Regions from separate parts of the Mus musculus genome. Here region 2 is linked to region 1. A link is a loop called in an ENCODE intact Hi-C map of the cell type or tissue named here. Cell type or tissue: gastrocnemius. All regions are shown on one strand. Each heading gives the region's core, and the rest is flanking DNA. Links, peaks and the distances in the headings are about the cores only.

The links. A loop is a pair of places that touch in the nucleus more often than their neighbours do. Peaks named below come from ENCODE experiments on the same cell type or tissue, not always from the same donor. Only the 100,000 strongest peaks of a DNase experiment are listed, where the experiment ranks them.
Region 2: a loop joins it to region 1, with 2.2 times the contacts of the local background. A loop is called at or near these places in 4 of 42 quality-filtered maps.

Annotation. Positions count from the first base shown.
Region 1 is chr11:62,573,098-62,578,469 of GRCm38, forward strand. Trpv2 (transient receptor potential cation channel, subfamily V, member 2) reads left to right here and starts at 2,530. Exons shown (of 15, transcript NM_001382489.1): 1 at 2,530-3,028; 2 at 5,206-5,372. The coding sequence starts at 5,311. In gastrocnemius, for the core only: a CTCF peak has its summit at 2,381 (motif pointing left); DNase peaks (open chromatin) are centred at 2,377, 2,828 and 3,627; H3K4me3 peaks cover 2,243 bases; H3K27ac peaks cover 1,824 bases.
Region 2 is chr11:62,508,684-62,514,055 of GRCm38, forward strand. Pigl (phosphatidylinositol glycan anchor biosynthesis, class L) reads left to right here. Exons shown (of 7, transcript NM_001039536.4): 5 at 1,137-1,168; 6 at 3,455-3,588; 7 at 4,221-5,372. The coding sequence ends at 4,319. Among named protein-coding and RNA genes, the nearest start is that of Cenpv, 28 kb to the right of the region's middle. In gastrocnemius, for the core only: no CTCF peak of the experiment used is centred there; a DNase peak (open chromatin) is centred at 3,117.

The DNA.
Region 1 (5,372 bases), core at 85-5,084:
CAAGGAGGACACAGAAATGGAACACTGGGAATAACGTCTTTAAAAACCTCAAAGCTCACTCCCAGTGACACACCTCCTCCAACAAGGCCACACCTCCTAATCCTTCCCAAAGAGTTCTACTAACTGGAGACCAAGTATTCCAACATGATATTATGTAGGAACATTCTCATTTAAACCACCACAAGCGGCTAGGTCTTAATTGCTCAGCTGTTTCTCAAGCCCCCTTTACTATTTATTATTAATTTCTATCGTGCATTTATATTTACATGATGCATGTGTGGTTGTGTTACAGGACAACTTTGTGGAGTCAAGTCTGTCCTTCCAACTTTACATAGGTTCTAGGGACCAAATTCAGGTCACCAAGCTTGCATGACCAATGCCCTTTCCTGATGAGTCATCTTACTGGCTTTATTTTAAACATAAAGCCACAGCATTAAGATTTAAAAAATTCACCAGGCAGTGGTGGCACACTCCTTTAATCCCAGCACTTGAGAGGCAGAGGCAGGCGGATTTCTGAGTTCGAGTCCAGCCTGGTCTACAGAGTGAGTTCCAGGACATCCAGGGCTACACAGAGAAACCCTGCCTTGAAAAAAAAAAAGATTTAAAAAATTCTATTTCCAAGGGAACTGCAACCCTATAGGTGGAACAACAATATGAACTAACCAGTACCCCGGAGCTCTTGACTCTAGCTGTATATGTATCAAAAGATGGCCTAGTAAGCCATCACTGCAAAGAGAGGCCCATTGGACTTGCAAACTTTATATGCCCCAGTACAGGGGAACGCCAGGGCCAAAAAGGGGGAGTGGGTGGGTAGGGGATTGGGGGTGGGTGGGTATGGGGGACCTTTGGGATAGCATTGAAAATGTAAACGAGGAAAATACCTAATAAAAAAAATTCTATTTCCCATTCTGCTGCCCTCAGTTGCTTCAAGAATTCTCTTTCAGAGGCTTCACCTCACTCAGGAGAAGTTGGAGCCTTGTCTTCATAGAAAAAAAAAAAAAAAAAAAAAAAAAAAAAAAAAAAAAAAGCTAATATGAAGTAACTGCTTAAAAAAAACAGAGTTTGTTAAAGGAAATTTTAAGCATAGATTTAAACATTTATGAAGTTGATTGCTTAAATGCATATACGTGGCTTGGTTCCTGCTGCAAGGAGTCACCTCTTGGGGCCTCGCCCAGCTAAACAGAAGTGCTGGCATTACTCTGCACTTGCAGTCCTAAGCACATTTGAGCAACAGTGGATGGCTAAGTATGTTATTATAGGGGGCAGGCAGCACAGTACAAATCAGCCTCTGCCAGGGGCAAGGCAGGTGTCTTAGGAGTACGTTTCTAGGGCCCCTCCCCCCAGTTTAGGGTCTAGCTGGTCTAGCTCTACTGAGAGGAAGTGATGTTTAAACAGAAAATAGAGCAGGAAGCTGTGGTAGAGGCTGGCCTGGCATGCCCATGTTCAAGCACTATAAAACCAACAAAGAAACACAAACACAAGCAGAAGATGCTTAGAACTAAGGTATGTGGCCATGATGGCGATGCTACTGTGTGTGTGCGTATATGTGTGTGTGTGTGTGTGTGTGTGTTGCTTGTTGCTCCTAGCAGGTGAGACAGCTTGTACTACAGAGAAAACAGGACATATTTGGGAAGAGTGGAGGGCCATGCCAGCTAGTATTTGCTGAGTTTTGCCTTACAGTGGACTCATCTGAAAGATGACCAACCATGGAGGCACAGTTATAACACCAGCACTGTAGAGAGAGAGGCAGGAGGATTGCCACAGTTGGTTTCATATCAAGTCCTTGCCGCAGGTAAAAGTGTAAACCAAACTAAAATCTAAATAGCTGCCGTGGCTAATGACTGCCATACTGGACGGTACAGGTCTGGAGTGTAGCATGGTGAAGGTGACATGACTGGGGCGGGCCTCTGGGCTGCATGAGGTTGTTGTATGAAGTTTGGGTTTTATTTTTAGTGCTATGAAAAAGTGGCTTGGAGGTGGGGGTGACATTAATTAATTAATTTTTGTTATTTAGTTTTTCTTTGATTACTGATACTGGGGGTCAAACACAGGGCCTTACATATGCCACTAAGTCTACCATTAAAGCTAAACGCTGGCCCCTGGTTTATATTTTTAGCAGACCACCTTAGTTGGTATAAGAATGGGGTGTGACGTATGAGTGTAGCAGCGGAGAAGCAGGGGGACCGGTTTGGTAGAACATTCTCACGGGAGAGAAATTAGTGCTTTGGACCAATCAAACAAAATTTGGGATGTGGAGCAAGGACAGAGGTCTTCCGGCGAAAAAGAGAGGGAGAGCTGGTCCTTGTTCTCCCTGGCAGTGCCGGGGCTGTACAATTTCAGCCATTCCTGTTGGCCACACGGTTGCCACCTGCTGGCTGTTTCTGGAAGTGCCCTTGTAAATGGATACTCGGGGGATCCCTGGGGTCAGGACGCTGAGCGAATCTTCCTTAGATGGAAATAATGGCTGGATGGGTTGGGCTGCATTCTCTGGGGCAAATGCTAGACTGAACCTCTTCTCTCTCTGGGGCTATCCCATTCTTCTCTCCCTTGGGTCGGACAGTGATGAACCAAATGGCCGGGGGAGGGCACACGGTGTTAAGAATCAGGAGGGGTGGGCGTCAGTGTTTTAGGGCATGAATCCCACACCTGTGCCAGCTTCCACCCAAGCCTAGGTCCCACCACCCCAGAACTTCCTCTGACTGCCCCAGGGGCTTCTCTGGCTACAGTTGTGGGTGGAAGTGCACCGATGGAGGAGCAGGGCGTGTCTCGCGAAAGCAGGGTGTGGCCAGTGGTCCTGATGATCAGCCCAGTGGCCAGTCACTGGTCCTTGACAGGTTGGCGTTAAGCCCGCACTATCCACTGTGTGCGACGAACAGGTGGAGGGTGGACGATACAGAGAAAGCTACGGCCAGCTACGGAGGCTTCCGCGGCACTTCCTCTCTCAATCCCCGCTGCTGGAGAGTCCCGCTAGGCTTGGTGATCCTGGCTTGTAGTCTGCTGCCGCTACGCCTTGACTTCAGCCTGAGGGGTAAGTCGATGGGCTATTTCAGGATGTCCTAGGGGTTGCGTCTGGAAGTATGACAGTGAATGATTGGATTGGTCTCCCGGCATCTCCATCTTGGAATAAGGGTCTGCGTGGGATCTGGCTCCCTGAACCTCCAGGCCTCTTTCTCTGCTGCCAGAATGGGGATCCCAGGAGGTAAGGTAGACAGCCTCTGGAAGACAGTTGTTGCTGCTGGGGGTTGGGAATGATGTCAGACGCAGCGTCTGCCAGGATTTGCTTGAGGGTGGAAGCTAGACTGCGCAAAAGGAGGATGCCCATGTCCTACTAAGGTGGGCAGAGAAGTGAAACCTCAGTCAGGCCCCCTGGCTATTGTGGAAAATGCCCCACCCAGTTCTCTGAGTGTACTGGGATCCTGTAACAAATTGAGAGTGGGCCGGGGCCACACTACCGCTTCCTCTCTTGGCCCTGTTTTTTTCTGTCCCTTATTTCTACCAACCTGTTCCCTGCCCCTTTTTCCTACCCCCACTGTCTTCTGACCGGCTCTGATTCTTTCCTTCCGGTTTCTGAACTCTGAGGAAGACAGAGGCTCCCCAGCTCTAACTAGGTCCCAGCCCCGGCCACGTGATGGAGGCTGTGGTTGCTGTTTCTGTTGAGGGTGAGGTTAGCTGTCAGCTAACCCCAGACCCAGTGTGCAGTTTGAGGTGGGAAGGCAGATAGCGCTTGCCAGCTCTAAAGCCCCTTCGGAGGTGGTGTCTTATACCCTCAGATATGAGTCAGACTGGAAACGAACGTAATTGGGTTCTGAGAACTGAAGAGGACCATCAGGACACGAAGCGAGGTGGCAACTCACTTCTCTTTTCTGAGTCGCGGTTGTTCTGGCAGCAAAAGGAAGGGTCTGATAGACCAGTAGTTCCCTGGATCGCTCCCTCTCTACATTAAGGGTTTCGTGGCCTGTGCTGGCCAAACAACTGAAGTTTTATCTGTCTGTACCATTGGGCACTGGGCTTGATATCAGGTAGAGAATGGGTGGGGTTGTGAACACAAGCATTCTCACCCCTAAATAGGATTTGAGTCTTCTTGAACATCAGAAATTCCCAAGGGGGATAAAGACAGTCCTGACTTCCTGTGAGATAATATCAAAGTGACAACTCTGTCAGGTCCCTGCTCCCAGCACATCTTCCTGACACTGCCTCTCTCCTTCACCGCTGATTTTCCCTCTTGGAAAGCTAACAGTTTCCCACTCTCCTTCCTACACATACACACCCCTTCTGTTGTTGTTGTTTTGTTTTGTTTTTGTTGTTTTTTTTGTTTTGTTTTTGTTTTTGTTTTTGTTTTTTGAGGCAGGGTCTCATTATGTAGCCTTGGTCCTGGAACTCACTATGTAGACCTGGCTGGCCTCTGCCTCCTGAACGCTGGGTTTAAAGGCGTGCACCACCAGGCATGGCTCTCTTTTATTTTTATTTTTATTTTTATTTTTTTGTGTATGTAGGTGTGGTTTTGGATGTGTGTAGACGCCAGAAGTAGATGTGGATTGTTTTCATTGTTCTCAGCTTTGTTTTTTTGAGCTAGGGTCTCACTGAACTCTGCTAGACTGGCTGGCCAGCAAGCCTCTTGTCTCTGCCTGCCTTTCTTCACTGAAATTAAAGATATACCTCATTCCGTGGCTTTTTATGTGGACACCCAGGATCCTCAGCTCCTCCAGGCTGTGTGGCAAGCCCTTTCTGATCCAGCTCTTTCCTCATCCCGCCTCCCTCTCCCTCTCCCACTCTCCCTCTCCCTCTCTCTCTTTCTCTCTTGAGACAGAGTATCCCAGGCTATTTTCAGATGACCTTGAACTTCTGATCCTCTAGCTCCTAATTCTATTTTTTAAAATATTTTATCAATTTATTACTTATTTTCTGTATATGAGTGTGTACCACGTGTGTGCTTGATACCTGCAGAGGTCAGAACACATCAGATCCCCTGGAACTGGAGTGACAGAGGGTTGTGAGCCACCATGCAGTGCTGGGCCCCGAACCCCGATTCTCTGGAAAGGTAGCCCAGTGCTCTTAACCACTGAGCCATCCCTCCAGCAGCTGGCCTTGGACTGCTACAGGTGGCTTATGCTTTGCTGGGTAGAGAAGCCAGCACTCTGTGCATGGTAAACAAGCACTGTCTTTACCCCAGCTCCTGCTCTCCTTTCTCTACATCACCTTCTCCAGGTCCCAGCCAGGCCTACCCCACTGCGGTATGAGAGAGAGAGGGGAACCTTAAGATCTCCATCTCCACAGAAGTTTCAGCGATAAGGAGCACCCTCCTCTCTCAGGATGACTTCAGCCTCCAACCCCCCAGCTTTTAGGCTGGAGACGTCCGATGGAGATGAAGAAGG
Region 2 (5,372 bases), core at 181-5,180, 64 kb before region 1:
ACCTGCAAGAGGATTTTTATTCAAGAGCGCTCTCGGGCCCACGGTCATACACCACGCAGGGGTAGAGGACCGTGGCGCCCCGAGTAGCTGAGTAAGGGGGTATTTAAAGGAAGAAACCACAACTCAAGGAGGTGGGGAGGGCGTTGTTGGAAAATACCAAAAATACCAGTTAAGAGTCACAAGGAAGTACAAAGTCACAAGTGTCACAAGGAATGGTAACTGTTAACTCTCAAGACAGTTTCTAAGAGCCCCTAACAGTAGCACCTTTGCATAGCGGGTTCCCGCAATGGTCAGGGTGGGTCAGGGTGACTTTCTTTGAATGAATACTCTTTGAACGCAGGAAGTAGGTGGGTGGAGGAATGTCGCTATCTGTTTTATGATTAGCATACCTTGGAGCACTGAGTTTACTATTCTTTCACTTGTACTTGTGGCTTTTTGTCAGTTTGACACAAGCTGGAGTCATTTGGGAAGAGGGAATGTCAATCAAGAAAAAGCCTCCATCAAAATGACCTGTAGGCAAGTCTGTGGGTCATTTTCTTGTTTGATGATTGATGTGGAAGGGCCCTGCCAACTGTGGGTGATGTCCTCTGGACAGGTGGACGTCAGTGTATAAGAGAGCAGGCTGAGCAAGCCAAAAGTAGCAAGCCAGTGAGCGGCCTCTGCTTCAGTTCCTACCTCGAAGTTCCAGTGTAAGTTCCTGCCCTAACTTCCCTCCTGATGGACTGTGATCTGGGAGTTTTAAGATGATATAAACCCTCTCCTCCTCCCAAAGTTGTTTTTGGTCTTGGTCTTTATCATGGCAACAGAAAGCTAACTAGGACACTAATAGATTTTTAGAGAAAAACAAAAAACATCGAGGGTAGTTATCTCATCTCTAATGGGCAAAACTTGAGGCCAGATTATTCCATAATCCACAGACCAACTTCTGGATTAAGCTGTGTGGGAATGAAATGCCATAATCAGAAGTGTGGAGTCCTGTAGATTTAGATGTTGACTTATGCAATAGAAACTTCCGGGAGTCTCGTGTGCTTGGCTGGGCCATGGGCCTGCAGGCCTTGCTCTGAAGGTCCCTCCTGTTTACACAGCAGAGTGGGTGTCTCGTGCTCCCTCTAATGTTCCTCCTCTCCATCCTCCAGGGCCCTGCACTCAGGAGGGAAGCTGCCTAAAGGTAAAGAAGGCTTTTGTTGTTTGGGTTTCTGGTTTTTTGCAAATAGACAACAGTCACTACTCTTGTAAGGAACTTACCAAGGAAATTTGCAAATATTGTCAGCCCTCCATATCTATTAATTTCTATGTTATCTATGGACTTAACACCATGGGAGCAGAATTATTCAAGGGGATGCTGGAGACCAGGCTCCCCAGTTAAAAGCACGCTCTTGCAAAGGACCTGGGCTCAGTTCCCAGGACCCATATCAGGCAGACTACAACACCTTATAATACCAGTCCCAGGGCATTCAGACATCCAGTGCACGAATGTGGTGCACATAAACTCATGCAGGCACACGCACACGCAAAAACATATTTAAATATGCAAGAAGAAAAAAATGGCACCTATACTGAGCATGCAGATTCTTCTCTTCTTATTAGTCCTAGACAATGGAATACAGCAACTATTTCCACAGCATTTCCTCACATTAGAGAGTATAAGTAACCCGGAGATGAATTCATGTATACAAGAGGATGCGGATAGGTTCTGTGTAAACACTGCATCATTTTATGTCAACTTGGTCATCAGTAATTGAAGTATTTGTGGCAGTCCTAGAACAGTACCGCTGGGGACTGAAGGACACATATTCAGGGTGGCCCTAGACTGTGCAGTGTTGTAAGGTGTGCATGGCAGGTTCTGGGCTGGCCTCCCTCACAGGGGTGACATGAGATCAGAAAGTGAACCGCGGGAGCTGAGTGCTGTCTCCACAGACTGAGTGAGGCCTTAGGAGCACCACTGGCCACCATTGTCCACCACGTGAGACAGGCAGGCCTACACTGCCCACACCACTTTATCAACTAGGAAGCTAAACTCCAGAGCAGTTAAGAGACTTTCCATGCCAAAACATTTTCAGAGATGGGGTGCCAAGGACCAGCCTTGGCTTGGAGAGGGGTTCTGAGAGAAGGCCTGACTGGGACCTGGGGAAACAAACGACTCAGGTCAAAGCATGGGTCTGAGCTGGTGGCCTATGTTCTGCTCAAGACAGCTTTTCAGTCTGCTTTCTCTGTTTTTCCTTCTCTGGAGATCTTTAGCCAGTTACCTCTGTGTTCTGCTTGTGCCTATTCTCCAAGCAGTTCTCTGACCTAAAAACTTCTCTGCATAGCTCATTCCCACTGATCTTTTATTTTACATACCAATCTAGTCCTTTACTCTACTCCTGGCTTCCTTTGGATTATCCTATCAAACTGCATCCGGTGATCCCAGCCCTTTGTTATGGGAGAGCAAGCGCATTTTTTTTAAAGTTGCAAAAGAATTCGGAGATCCGCCTGCCTCTGTTACACAAGGCAACAAACTAGTTGGGTGGGACCCCACCCAGAAATTACCTTTTCAACCACTGCAGAGCCTGGACCTAAATTCCTTATCCCACGCTGACCTTGAACTCAGGAATCTATGTAAGCACAACAACAACAAAACTTAGCCTGCTCTAAATCTCTTTATCTTCCTCCTAAGTATCTGACAAGTTGGCTCACAGTGCAGCTGCCTCAGTCCCTTTAGATCTATGAAGCTCCTTACACAATTTATATTACATAGTCATATTTTACATAGTTGAGAAATTTTATATTTTCAAACTCATGGTTTTAGAGTTCTTTTCATAACCTTAAGGGCTGTCTTGTAGGTCCCAGCATTTACCATTTTGCTGAGACACTAGCCACACCTATGCCTCCAGGACTAGTGCAGTCTCGGAATCCCGTGGAGTCATTATCATTTACTGCTAGGCCGGAACAGAGGAATGCAAACATATGTACATTATTATGCAAACAAGCCTTTTGCCCACAGCAGCCCATGAGGCTTTGGAAGGCCAGTTGGTCCTGATCCAGAGGCGGGAACCAATTCACTCCCCCACCACCAAGGCCATGCCAGACCCGGCAATGGGGTCTAACTCTGAAGCCTAGGCTGGCTTCCAAGTGCTGTGATTACAGGTGAGAGCCAGCTCACCCAGCACCTGGTGTCAGAGCACAGCTGGAATGAGTCTTTAGTTTCCCAATTTAGAAGTTCCTGTTTATCACCTTTCCTCAGCCCTCTAGCAGCCCAAGTGGAAGCTCTTGCACGGACACTCACAGCTGTGGAGCACTTCTGCCACCTGGCAGTCCTCCCCTGTGAGAGAATGCTGGTGAGAGCCACAAAGCACCTGGCAGCTGAAGAGCATCTGCCTTGCCTGCCTTGAGCCACTAGGAGAGGGAGGGTGCTCAGGGGAGCACCTGGCTGAGAGCAGCACAGTGATCCCATCCGCCATCCCTCCTTGCCCAGGGTGCTCCGTGCTCACGCTCCAGTCTGTGAACGCGCTTCGGAAGTACGCCTTCCTCCTGGATCTGCCCTGGACTCTGCTGTCACCCCAGGATGTTCTCTTTGTGCTCACCAGCAAAGAAGTGGCACAGGCCAAGGTAAGATATGAATCTCCTGATACTGTACTGTGACCCCAGCCTCATGTCCCTTGGCTCTTCAAAGCCCTGCTACCTGCGACAGTGCGCCACATGCTAGATTATTCCACCTGGCTGACTAGCTTTTCAACGACTTGGGCTTTTTTTTTTTTTTCCTGATTATAAAATGTATAAACCGGGCGTGGTGGCGCATGCCTTTAATCCCAGCACTTGGGAGGCAGAGACAGGTGGATTTCTGAGTTCGAGGCCAACCTAGTCTACAAAGTGAGTGCCAGGACAGCCAGGGCTACACAGAGAAACCCTGTCTCAAAAAACCAAAAAAAAAAAAAAAAATACATACACCATCATCAGTGAAATGAAAACAAGCGGCTGGAGAGCTGGCTCAGTGGTTAGGAGCACTCGATGCTCCCATAGAAGATCTGGTTTCAGTTCCTGTGCCACAGCCATCTGTAACTCCAGTTCCAGGGGGTCTGTCACCCTCTTTTGGCCTCCTTGGTTACTACATACCCATGCACTCAAGCACTGACATACATATACATCTAAGAAAGCGTAGAGCTCCCAGTGGGGCAGTGAGAGGGAGGGTCTGCAAATAACAGGCCCAGAGTGAGTGCCAGCATGTTCTCTGATTCTTCCAGAAAGCCATGTCCTGCCACCGCAGCCAGCTCCTCTGGTTCCGATACCTCTACGTCCTCTTCTCCAGATACATGAGAATCAACTCACTGCGGTTCCTCTGAAGCCTTGGAGAGTGGTCAGACCCTCAGAACAAGAGGGAGAAGCAGAGCAAGAAGTCGTCTGGCCAGGCTTTGGGCTGATTTACCTGCCTGACCCAGGGAAACCCCAGCAAAGCAGCGTCTGCCAAACAGGGACCACATGAAGGATGGGTCACCCCAACCCAGCTTCCTCTTCTGAGGAAAACCTGCCAAAACCAAGCCTACACCAACACAATAGTAGCCACCCCACTAATTTACCAATAGTTTGCATGATAACAGAGTTTGCACCAGACATCCAGCAAAGCCTAGGGAAGTTGTCTTTACCACAAATGTGTGTAAATGTGCCATAGAACTAGTTCACAGGTGTGATGTTTACATGGTTTCCAGACCAGGCTGTTTTGGTCAGTCTTCTGTTCCTGTAGCTGAAACACCGCTCACAGGGCATCTGCAGAGCTGCGGTTTTCTTGGATCACAGTTCTGAAGCCTGTGAAGTCCAAGAGCATAGCAGCCTCTACATGACCGCGGTGAGGGGCATCCCGCTGCATCTCAAAGGCAAAGGCAGTCAGTCAGAAAGAGCCCATGAGCCAAAGAGTTCCTTTAGAACAAAGCCACGCCTACAACAAATAACCCTGTCACTTCCAAAAGGCCTCACCCTAAACACTGGGGCTCTGAAGACACATGAATTCCAGGGGACACAGCCAAACCCTAGCACAGGTTCATCCAGACACCCCTCTCCCCTCCCCCCACAGTCTTCAGGTGCTTCAAACTATTCCTTGGGTTTTTATTTGTGTCCCCTTATGAGAACTTTACAGTCTAGAGAAGCTGTACCTTATCATCATGGTGGTTCTGCTGTGTGTGGAGATGATCCTGTGGGTCCCCCCTTTAAGGAGCCAATAAACACCTTGGTTCTCTGCCTTTTCACAGTAGGAGCTGGGCCCACACCTTTATATATATACTTTTTTTTTTTTTTTAAGATTTATTTGTTATATGTAAGTACACTGTAGCTATCTTCAGACACTCCAGAAGAGGGCATCAGATCTCATTACAGATGGTTGTGAGCCACCATGTGGTTGCTGG